Linked DNA regions of Mus musculus: region 2 is linked to region 1. Evidence: chromatin loops called from intact Hi-C (ENCODE). Cell type or tissue: heart. All regions are shown on one strand. Each heading gives the region's core, and the rest is flanking DNA. Links, peaks and the distances in the headings are about the cores only.

Region 1 (5,367 bases), core at 225-5,224:
TTGCCTGTCAAGAGTATGTTGCTATGCAGCTTTGTGGTGGCTGACACACTTGAGCCAGGCAGTCATGGTTCCTCTGCAGCTTAAGTTGGTTGCAATGTGTGCTGTGGTCACAGAGAGGATGGTGGAAGGCTGAAGCTATGTTGTTTCCAGTGACTCTCTTAAATGCAGGGTTCAAGAAGATGTCTCTCCTTCAGGCACAGCTTGTGAGCTAGATGTATTGAAATTGCATCCTTTGTGCAACTCCATAATCAGGCCTTGCTTCCATTAGTCTAGGCACATCTTCATAATAGTCATTAGTGTGTGCTGTCTTATGATTCTAAATATGTTTATGAAGAGATTATGGCTTTTGTTCTCAACTGGTCCATTGTGCTATTTTGAGTTTGAAGAAATTCAGAGATCTCTTACACAGCTACTCTAGGGTAGCATTAGCCAAAGAAGAGCCAAAAGCTCGACTCTTCAGGGATGGAGGAGGGTGCCTGGGTGGGAGGCACAGTGGAGGTGGATGGCGGGCGGTGCAGACAGATTATGCCTTAGACTGTGAATCTCTGCTTCCAGTGTAAGAGGAAAGAGTTTCCAGCCAGGAAATGTAGCTTCTCATCTAACTTCTTGGCTGCCCTCTGCTGCTCCTTAGTTGAACTTTGGAGGACCTCTGGTGTCCTGGAGGGTCCCAACTAGGTCTCAACAACATGGTCTCGAGGGAAGTCTTGTCTCTGGTGAGTGGCACTAGCCCTTTATGGTTTGAATATTATTATATTCAATTACATATATTATTCCATCATTCAGCCATTTTGGCCACCTCCTCACACAGCTTTCAGCCTATCAATTCTTTTTGTTTTGTTTTTTCGAGACAGGGTTTCTCTGTATAGCCCGGGCTGTCCTGGAGCTCACTTTGTAGACCAGGCTGTCCTCGAACTCAGAAATCCGCCTGCCTCTGCCTCCCGAGTAAAGACGTGCGCCACCACGCCAGGCTTCAGCCTATCAATTCTTGATATTTTCTCTCTTCCTTCACCGGACTTTGGAGGATAGCAATAGGCCAAGTTGGCCTGAAAATTGATGTCCTCCGTACCTACGATGCAGCAACTCAGGATGGAGCCCATGATGCACATTTCTGCTGGCCAGCAGAAGAGGTTGGGGTGACGACAGACATGGCCCAGACCAGGCCGCACCGAGGCACACCCACCGCGCGAGGGTATTTTTTTGCTCACTTGAGGTCTTCACTTAAGGCCTATGCTTGTCACCTTATCTACAAGGGACAGGGGGAGGATCTTCAAGGACTTTGCATTCAGGTTTAGTATAGTTTGAACTATGGTGAAGTCACCACCTGATACTTCACTACCTGCTGGTCTCCCTAGCTGCTCTCCTGGAACAGCAGGTTCAAGATGGGAGGCACTTCTAAGAAACTCAACTCCTCTGAGAATCATAAAAACATACCCTGGCATCCTCAAAGCAGTGCGTGTGTGCGCGCGTGCGTGTGTGTGAGAGAAGCCAGGGCATAGCTTGTAAATTAATGTTGCAATCCGTATCCTGATTTTTCTGAACTTGCTTTTAGCATATTATTTGCCGTCTGCCCTGCTTTGTGCCTCAGTTTCCCTATGTGTCAAAGGGGGAGAAATCTGTCTTCTGAAAATTCCGTGTCCATTGTAAATGTTTCTGTGTAGCCCTAGCTGTCCTGGAACTCACTCTGTAGACCAGGCTGGCCTCGAACTCAGAAATCCGCCTGCCTCTGCCTCTGCTGGGATTAAAGGCGTGCGCTACCAAGCCCGGCTTTTTATTTATTTATTTATTTTTTAATGTTTTGACTTCTTGACCAAGGCTCCAAGGCTTGGTGGTTACCCAGTTGTCCTCTGGTTAAAGGTATTCCCTTTGCGGCTGAGGATGGGAGAAGAACCTCGGGAAGTGGGGGAGAGCTACTGTAGAATTGTCGACATTTTCAGACTTGGTTTACATGGGAGACGCTCGAAATTCTGAGGGTGTCTAAATGTAGACAGAAGATGAAGGGACTGAGGCATTCCGGTTTCAGTATCCAGCTGGGCAGCCGAGGTTAGCGTCGTGTGAAGGAGATAACCCCCTTAGCCGGAGCCTCTTGGTTCGACCCACTGTGGCTACTCACGTGAGAGGTGGTGGTGGTGGTGGTGGTGGTGGTGGTGGTGGTGGCAAGCTTGGGAAGCGTAGTACGCAGGCGCATTGGCTGCCTGGCCTGGACTCCATTTCCCCTGGAACTGCGGGGCGGGGGCGGGGGCGGGGCGCCGGGCCTAGGCCGGGGCGGCCGGGGGCGGGGGCTGTGGAGAGGTGCCGCGGCGGCGGCGGCGGTGGCGGCGGTGGGTACGCGTTGGTGCGGCCTGTTTTGGGCCATGTCCGTGTGAGGACGCCGCAGCCGACAACCTCTCCTCTCCGGCTGGCCGGTAGAAACGCGCACCATGGGCTCCATCCTGAGTCGCCGCATCGCGGGCGTAGAGGACATCGACATACAGGCCAACTCGGCCTATCGCTACCCTCCGAAGTCCGGTGAGCTTCCGAGGACGCGGACCGCGGAAGGGGGCTGGAACGGGGACTGGGGACTCCAGGAGGCCCGGGGATCAGACGCGCGAGCGCCCTGCCCTGTCGCGGACCCTCCTCCTGTGCCCCTTCCCGGTACCTGTGGAGTTTGAGGCGTGGCTGCGGCCCTGGCTAGCCCTGCTGGCCGCAGACGCACCTTGCGCGGCCTCTTTTTAACTGGTGACCTTGGGCCACTCACTTTGTGTATGCACCGATACTTGGCATCTCTGGGATCAGACTGCATTGGTAGTGAGGACACCCTCACCACCGACCCGGTGGTGCCGGCTTTGGAGGCATGAAGACCGGCCCTGGATTGTGACAACTCATTAGGATTTGGACCCAGGCTTTCCTCTTCCCGTGCGAGTGAGGGACACTGGTGTTTGACCTAGGGAGGTGATCGATAGGGAGGTGCTGGGTTCCATTGGAGGACAGGATAATGGTTTGAATGGTTAGAGAGAACTACTGACCTTTCCCTCTCATTCAGGGCAGACTCACTGGTAGATTATGGGAGCTGGATGGGGGCAGAGTTGGAACCAGCATCAGATATCAGATGTGGGATCCCAGAGGAGCCTTGCTCCTATTCTCATTCATAGTCTCTGCTCTCTCTCTCTCTCTCTCTCTCTCTCTCTCTCTCTCTGTCTGTCTCTCTCTCTCTCTCTCTCTCTCTGTGTATGTGTTTAAAATAAGGACAGTATGTCATGTAGCCCAGCATGGCTCCAACTCCTTATGAGAGTGACATTGAGCAAACACTGGTCCTCCTGCCTCTACCCTCCCAGTGTTGAGATTTGAAATGTGCACTTTGCCCTGTTTTATGAGGTGCTGGAGACTTGAACTCAGCGCACTGTGCATGGTAGTCAAGCATTATATTAACTTAGTCACATTCTTAGACCAGGCCTTTTTCTAAGACAAAAGTCCTGTTATATAGCTCTGGCTGGCCTGGTACTCAGTTCTCCAGCCTTAGGCTTCTGGTGCTGAGACTACAGGTGTGTCCTGCTACACACAGCAATGCCTGGTGCCTTGTCAGCTACATTTACTTCTACACAACTTCTTGGCGGGGTAGAACGCTGGGCCTTTAGATCCGGTTCTAAGTGTTGAATGTGATGTTTGGTCCTGAGGTGTTTTCAGACCAAGCCGGCCAGATTTCCTGTGTGGCTGAGAAGAGTCTGCCCCCATTAGTTGGACAGCTTATTAAATGTTTCGGGCTGTGCTTCTAGACTTTCTTTGCCCTAGGGATCTGCATTTTAAGCTAATTTTCTTTGGTGTGTTTGATGCCCACTCAAGTTTGAGATAGTATTCTGTTAGTGTGAAGATCTGGGAACTCCCAGGATGAAAGAACAGGAAACTGGCACTATTTAGTGACACTTTTCAGTGAATGGGATGGAATCACATGTCAGTGTAGGGAGACCTGCTTGCCTGTGTGCATTGCTAGTACAGGCTGCAGCTCCAGAGGTTTCCTTGGAGACTTGAAGGACTAGTGTGTGCACATCTGAGACAACAGTTGTTAACCCTCCACTGAGATTCTCCTTGTTTGTCTTCTGCTGAGTGACCTTGATTAAGTTTGCTTATTTGCATCTCAGTTTCCTCTTCTCGGAAAAGGGTGCTTAGAACTACGCCAGGCACATAAGATTTTTCTGTAAATGTTGGCTACTATAACTGCTTCAAAGGTAGCTAGATGATTGGCCCAGACCCTGCCTGTATGTGGCAGTGGTGTGGCAGATACTGGAAAGCTAGCTTCCCTCACCTGGCACCTGAGTACCATTAATGCCCCTTCACTTAGGCAGTTGCATAAAACAACAATGCATGGCCTGTGCACACACTACAAATCCACAGAACTAGGCATTTCCAATTGTTAAGATGTTCCTCTAACCTGGATGGGGTTACTGGCACAGTAACCTGGGATGCCATTCATACATTGCTGAGTTCTGGGCCTGCCTAGTCCAAAGATTTTTGTTTGTTCCGCATGTGTTTGGTGCTGGCAATCGCACCTAGAGAATGCTACTCTGTTTCATACCCTCCTGGATAACAATATAAACAATGTGTCTTTTCGTTTTTCTTCTGTCCTAGTCTTTCACTTACCATGGGGTCCTTAAGATCTTGTGCAGGAAACTGGGGCTGAGAGAAAGGCGAGGAACACTTGAAGGGTACTCCCATGAACTGTTCATCTGTACAAAATTGTAGTTTCAGCCTTCTGCTGGTTTTCTTTATTTGAATTTCAAGGAAAAGTGTGCTAATTTTTGTTGTTGTTTTTTTTAAAGCTACTTTTATTTAGATGGTGGACATCTTTAGTCCTAGCTCTTGGGAGACAGAGATAGGAGGATCTCTGTGAGTTGTAGGCCAGCCTAGTCTACAGGGCTGCATAGTGAGAGATCCTATATTAAAAAAAAAAAAAGTGTTGTTTTTATTTTCTGTTGTATCCACATGTCCTGGGCATGCAGTACCTGTGGGAGGGCATCGGATCCTTTGGACAGACAGTTGGTATTTGCCATGTCAGTACCAGGAACTGAACTTGGGTCAGTTACAAGAGCAAGAAGAACTCATAACTGCTGAGCCATTGTTAGAGCCCAAGCAATTTTTTTAAACAAATTTTTATTAGATGCATTCTTTTTTTTTTTTTTTCCCCCGAGACAGGGTTTCTCTGTGTAGCCCTGGCTATCCTGGCACTCACTTTGTAGACCAGGCTGGCCTCGAACTCAGAAATCCGCCTGCCTCTGCCTCCCGAGTGCTGGGATTAAAGGCGTGTGCCACCACGCCCGCCCGGCTGCATTCATTTTTTGTTTTACATGTGAATGTTTTGTCTGTGTGTGTGTGTGTATGTGTGTGTGTGTGCACTGT
Region 2 (5,367 bases), core at 142-5,141, 53 kb after region 1:
TGAAAGTCTGGCTTAGCGGGCAACACAGAGCCCTCAGCATCCCAAACATTGCCAGGAGGCTTCCCTGGACCCCAGCGAGACCCTGGCCTCTCTTGTCTGCACGCCTCATGTGGCCACTGGGATTTGAGGGTCCACAGTGAACCTTGATCAAATTGCACAGTGGGTTGTTCCTCCACACACCCTCCTTTTTTTACGGTCAATATATTTGTAAATGGTACAAGATGAAGGACAACAACTGTCTCCATGGGCCACGTGCCCTAGAAGGACTCTCCCCAACTGTCAAAGCTAATGCTTTGAGCACTTAGCAAACCAGCATAAGAGAATCTACCCATGGAATGTTCTGGAAGGTGGGCAGTCCAGGTTACAGTTGATGAAGGAAACAGTGCCTGTCTGCCTCTCATGTGTGACCCCAAGGCAGCCAGGCTGTCACTGCTGCTGTCACAGGCTGACACCTTACAGATGTCCTGACCATGGGTGACCCTCCTCGGAGCGTCCAGATCCCCTCCTGCTCTGCTCTATTACCTACTAGTGGTCCCTGGCAGCTGTGGGCAAGGCCTGGGTAGTCAGACTGTTAACACCACAGTCCTTAGCAGTGGTCAATGTCCAGTTCCCCCGCACAGGTCCTGCTTCACTCACATCCTCACCCGCTGCCAAGGTGGCGGTTTGTGCTTGCAGGGCAGCACTGCCCACCACCTGCCAGGGAGGAGCCTGAGCAGCTTCCATAGCAGATCCGTTGCCAGTTACCTGGCCTGTAAGCTTCTTACTGATTGATTGTCTAAGGCTCCTGTCAGAGCCCACCTAGAAGCAGGCTCCTAGTGATACTTTGTTTCCAAGGCAGAAGTGGCCCATGAGTGGCCCCAGAGCAGAGGTGCCCCAGGCAGTGCAGCTCCCTGGTGGGTTGGTAGAGGGACCTCAGCTTAAGGAACTGCCCTGCCACTCACCCAGGTGACAGCCTGTAGCAGTGCATGGAGACCCCTTTAGGCTCAGGGCTGCTCGAGCTCTGACTCTAACCCTGCTCCTTCCTAGCACAGCTCTGCACATCCATCTCTCTCTCTTGCTGAATGCACATATGTGCACACATGTCAGCATGTGCATGCTCACTCCCCCACTTCTCACCTGCCAACATCCTGGCCTCTGGCCGTGGCACTGGTGCCAGTACTTTGAAAGATGGGGTGCAGCCTACACACTTACCTGTCTCAGACTCACATGTACTATCATCTGATGTACTCTGATTGGCTAGTTTGGGTTCATTTTTACTGTATATTTATAGTAATAAAATCATGCAGCAATATTCTATGTGTGCCTTTGTTCTGGCACAGCACTATGTAGGCAGCAGCATTGTTGGCTTTTGGTGTAGTGACAGGACACTAGAGTGGTTTCTGGCAGAACTCCTGACAGGTTTTGTTGCTGCCTTCATTTGCTTGTGTGAGAGGGGCAGTGAGTGCCCCCTCCAAACATAGACAATGGTTTATTGCTATTTTGTTGCTTGCTGTGTCTGAAACTGGACTTGGAATTTGGCTCACCTCCACTGGGCAATTGATGAATCTTAGCCTCTAGGTGGGCAGGTGGTCCTAGTTCTTATACCCATCCCAACTCCTGTGATGTTTACTGAACATTAATCAATGTGCCAGAGAGGGGCAAAGCATAAGTAAGGCTTAGGTCCCCTGTCACTTGAGCTGGAGTCACTTAGACATTTAAGTTTTTTAAGGCATGATTTCATAGGCAGTGGAGCCACAAGCTCTGGGTGAAGCTCAGGGGAAAACCAGCCCCCTCATGGATGAGGTGGATATTGAGACTTCAGATGCCCTCTCAGGGATGTTCGGGACTGGAGACTGACACGTCTTGATAATCAGTGTACCTACCTGCTTAGGACAACCTGGTCTCCGTGCGGTGCGTCTTGGTAGCTGTAGTTTTCTGGTGGTTGTGGGGTCTCCTCTGCAACTTGGAGGGTGGCGAACTACATAACTCCACCCCCACCCCACCCCGCCTCCGCCAGGGTCTTTCCTGGGTTCAACCCCAGAAGCACAGGACTGGTGGAGGCGGGCTTTATGCACGTGGAAGCACGAGGATTGGGTCTGGTGTTGTGGGCGGGGTCGCGCATGCTCGTTTGGGCAGTGGGCCTGGAGCACATCAAGATGTCGACCACGACGGTTCCGGAGCTGAAACAGATCAGTCGGGAGGAAGCAATGCGCTTGGGGCCCGGCTGGAGTCATTCATGCCACGCCATGCTATACGCCGCCAACCCCGGGCAGCTTTTCGGACGTATCCCCATGCGTTTCTCAGTGCTGGTGAGGAGCTGGGCGGGCAAGCAGGGCGGATACAGGCTTGGGACGCCCAGTGGACCCCACGTCCTGACCAAGCTTACCTTGCAGATGCAGATGCGCTTCGACGGGCTGCTAGGCTTTCCCGGGGGTTTCGTGGACCGGCGCTTCTGGTCGCTGGAGGATGGCTTGAATCGGGTGCTGGGCCTGGGCCTGGGCGGCCTACGCCTTACCGAAGCTGATTACCTGAGTTCACACCTGACTGAGGGTCCACACCGTGTGGTGGCACATCTGTACGCACGGCAGCTGACATTGGAACAACTGCATGCTGTGGAGATCAGCGCTGTGCACTCACGGGACCACGGTCTGGAGGTGGGGCTACTGCCTGGGGCCCGCCCCCATTCCCACTCCTGAGGTTTGGCTCTGGCACCACAGAAGGCACCTTGGGTAACAAGTACCCCTCAGGGTCCTCACCCTGGCTATGCTGGGTGGGAAAAGGGACTTGGGATCTGGATCATGGGCTGTTTTCATTTGCCTTGTCTGCCATTGTCAATCCTGGGAGTGGGGCTTGGGGTCACTGGAAGGGATGAACAGGGCCTGCTTGGGAAATTGAGACCAAAAAGACCGGGTTGCATGCAGTGTTTGGGATTATCTCCTGAGAGGAAATTGGGGGATTTGTAGATTCTGTGGTCTAAGGGGCATGGAGTGAAACCAGGGATCATGGGGGTTGCTGCCAGACAGGGTGGGGAGTGCATAGGATTGACCTTGGAACTTGGAGAGAAGGCACTTTACTGCCACCAGCCTGGCCTGGCCAGACCCTGCCTGGGTCTCCCCTGTTTCTTTGGCAAACTGGTGGCTGACAGGCATCTCTGCCAGGGTCCTGCCTCTACAAGAAGAGCCCAGCCCCACTCATGCCCTCTGTCCCACAGGTCCTGGGCCTTGTACGGGTCCCACTGTACACACAGAAGGATCGAGTAGGCGGCTTTCCTAACTTTCTGAGCAACGCCTTCGTCAGCACTGCCAAATATCAACTTCTATTTGCCCTTAAGGTACTCAACATGATGCCCTCGGAAAAGCTGGCCGAGGCCTTGGCCTCAGCAACAGAGAAGCAGAAGAAGGCTCTAGAAAAGCTGCTCCCGCCCTCATCCTGAGGTGCTTCTTGTGCAGGTCCCTGCCCTCCCTTGGCTGTCTCTGCCCACAGGCCCTGGAATTCCCGAGACGCGTGCCTTCTAGTGTGTTTGCTTTTGCATCCCTTCTGACTGCAAGGGACATGCAGGCAGCTGTTCATCATTACTGTCCCAAGCAGTCCCTGGGACCTAGCTACACTCTCAGGTTGGTCAGTGGGGGTGGGCCTGGGCCTAACTTTTCAAGCTGAAGATGCTCTCACCCATCCCAGGGCTCAAACTGTCCTGTGCGAGTCTGTTCATGACTAGTGGAGTCCCAGCTAGAGCCCATTCTTCGAAGGCAACCACTTGGTTGGAACACAGATCCTGGACTGGTCATGGGTTTTGCCCAACAGAGATGACCCACGTTAGACCAACCCTTCTTTCCCTTAGCCCAGAGCCTGACCCAGCGTGGGGCAAGATGTTTATTTGGGTGCTTGTTGGATTTCTCTGTTAGATTTTGTTCTTGGTGTATGAACTGTGGTTTGGTTTCAGAATGGCTGTGCCCCACATGATTTTGTTTTCCCCATGGGGGCCTCTGTGAAGCTGAGGAAGGAAGAAGACAATAATAAAGCCATTCCTCTGATGCTCATGTTGCTTCTGAGTGCCATGGCCACATCTTTCTGAGGTGTGTGGAGGTTGGGCCCCAGACCACAGCCAGCCTCTGAGGGCAACCAATCTCAGTGGCAGCTTGAATTGAGCTCTTGTGGTGATGGTGGAGCTGAAAGCACAGGCCTAGTGTGCAGAAGGACAACAGAAGTGCCACCATGGGACAGGACCACCACTGCTGGCAGTCCTATAGCCTGGTGCAGAAACACTGGGAAGGCTGTGTGCCAGCTCCACTTTAGGGCTTAGCAACAATCCAAGAGCAGGGGAGAAACCCTGGAGCAAGAGTGACCCCCACAGCTAAGGATACAGAGCAGAAGTAACCACACATGGGTTACTAGGGTCTTCTGGTGTCAGGCAGGAATACATGTCAAGTGATCACAAATGAGCCCCCACCAACTTGCATCTAATTTTTATTTTCAAAGAGTACATTTTCTAGGCACCCCAGACCTTGTCTGTAAGATCAGACCTCAGTATGGCACCTGCATGTGCAGGACACAACCTCTCCATACAGCCCTGCCTGGTCTGGGCCAAAGCTGCCTACCAGCATGGGCCTCTCCACCAGGATCTGGGTGCTGAGCCCTCCATCCTGTCTCAGGGCTGGCCCAAGCTGCCCTAGTGGGGACCGCAGTCCTGTCTTCCTGTCCATAAGCTGCTCCCTGGAATGGTCTTCTATTCCCTGGGCTGCCGCAGCCATCTGCTCACTGCCCTGTCTTGCGTGGCACATAACTTCAGGGTGGATTTATCACCCAACGTCAGAATCTGAATAAATTTGTTTTAAGAGAGAAAGAGAGAGCACTTGATAAGAAGGAACAAGAAGGTTAAGTCCAAGGCACCCATGAGCGCGTAGTGGATACTCTCACCGTCCCTCCTGGCTACGGTTCCCGCCATTTCTTTGCATTCAGCATCTGTAGTTTCTCCAAGCTCTGTGTTACAGAGCATAACGCCTGCCCTAAGGATAGGGCCAATTAGTGAGTGCTCTGTGATGGAGTCTCAGCAGCAGTCTAAAAGGGGAAACTCAGGGCACTATGAATAGGTGACCCTGGGATAAGACTACTTGGGGCTCTGAGCTATCGGGTATGGCCAGCTTTGGGGTCAGGTCTCAGCCTCAGTCCATGGAAGAGGCTCTGGGGAAGGGTGAGGTTAAAGCCTTGGCTACACTCCTAGAGACTTACCCATCTCATGGACACGGTCTTCCAGGGCTCCTGACAACTCAGGGAGGCTCAAGGCCTGCAGGGGAATGGGCCAGCCTTTGGAATCTGTGGTATAGAATGGTGAGTTGGCCACGGGTTTGTCCTCACTGTTGATGCATGAGTGACCGAGCAGCCAAGGTAGGG

Evidence for each region. A loop is a pair of places that touch in the nucleus more often than their neighbours do. Peaks named below come from ENCODE experiments on the same cell type or tissue, not always from the same donor. Only the 100,000 strongest peaks of a DNase experiment are listed, where the experiment ranks them.
Region 2: it touches region 1 in a loop (4-fold over the local background); 1 of 42 quality-filtered maps calls a loop at or near these places.

What each region holds. Positions count from the first base shown.
Region 1 is chr16:4,883,969-4,889,335 of GRCm38, forward strand. It overlaps Mgrn1 (mahogunin, ring finger 1), which reads left to right and starts at 2,132. Exons shown (of 17, transcript NM_029657.4): 1 at 2,132-2,505. The coding sequence starts at 2,418. In heart, for the core only: a CTCF peak has its summit at 2,646; DNase peaks (open chromatin) are centred at 1,073, 1,484 and 2,173; H3K4me3 peaks cover 2,894 bases; H3K27ac peaks cover 3,015 bases.
Region 2 is chr16:4,937,006-4,942,372 of GRCm38, forward strand. Mgrn1 (mahogunin, ring finger 1) reads left to right here. Exons shown (of 17, transcript NM_029657.4): 17 at 1-1,291. It overlaps Nudt16l1 (nudix (nucleoside diphosphate linked moiety X)-type motif 16-like 1), which reads left to right and starts at 2,106. Exons shown (of 3, transcript NM_025839.4): 1 at 2,106-2,288; 2 at 2,373-2,633; 3 at 3,191-4,023. The coding sequence starts at 2,136. The coding sequence ends at 3,412. It overlaps Anks3 (ankyrin repeat and sterile alpha motif domain containing 3), which reads right to left. Exons shown (of 17, transcript NM_028301.4): 15 at 5,206-5,289; 16 at 4,894-4,982; 17 at 4,410-4,792. The coding sequence ends at 4,906. It overlaps Gm16861 (predicted gene, 16861), which reads right to left and starts at 2,580. Exons shown (of 3, transcript NR_037666.1): 1 at 2,366-2,580; 2 at 1,863-2,159. In heart, for the core only: no CTCF peak of the experiment used is centred there; DNase peaks (open chromatin) are centred at 546, 2,076, 2,636, 3,506 and 2 weaker places; H3K4me3 peaks cover 1,864 bases; H3K27ac peaks cover 1,792 bases.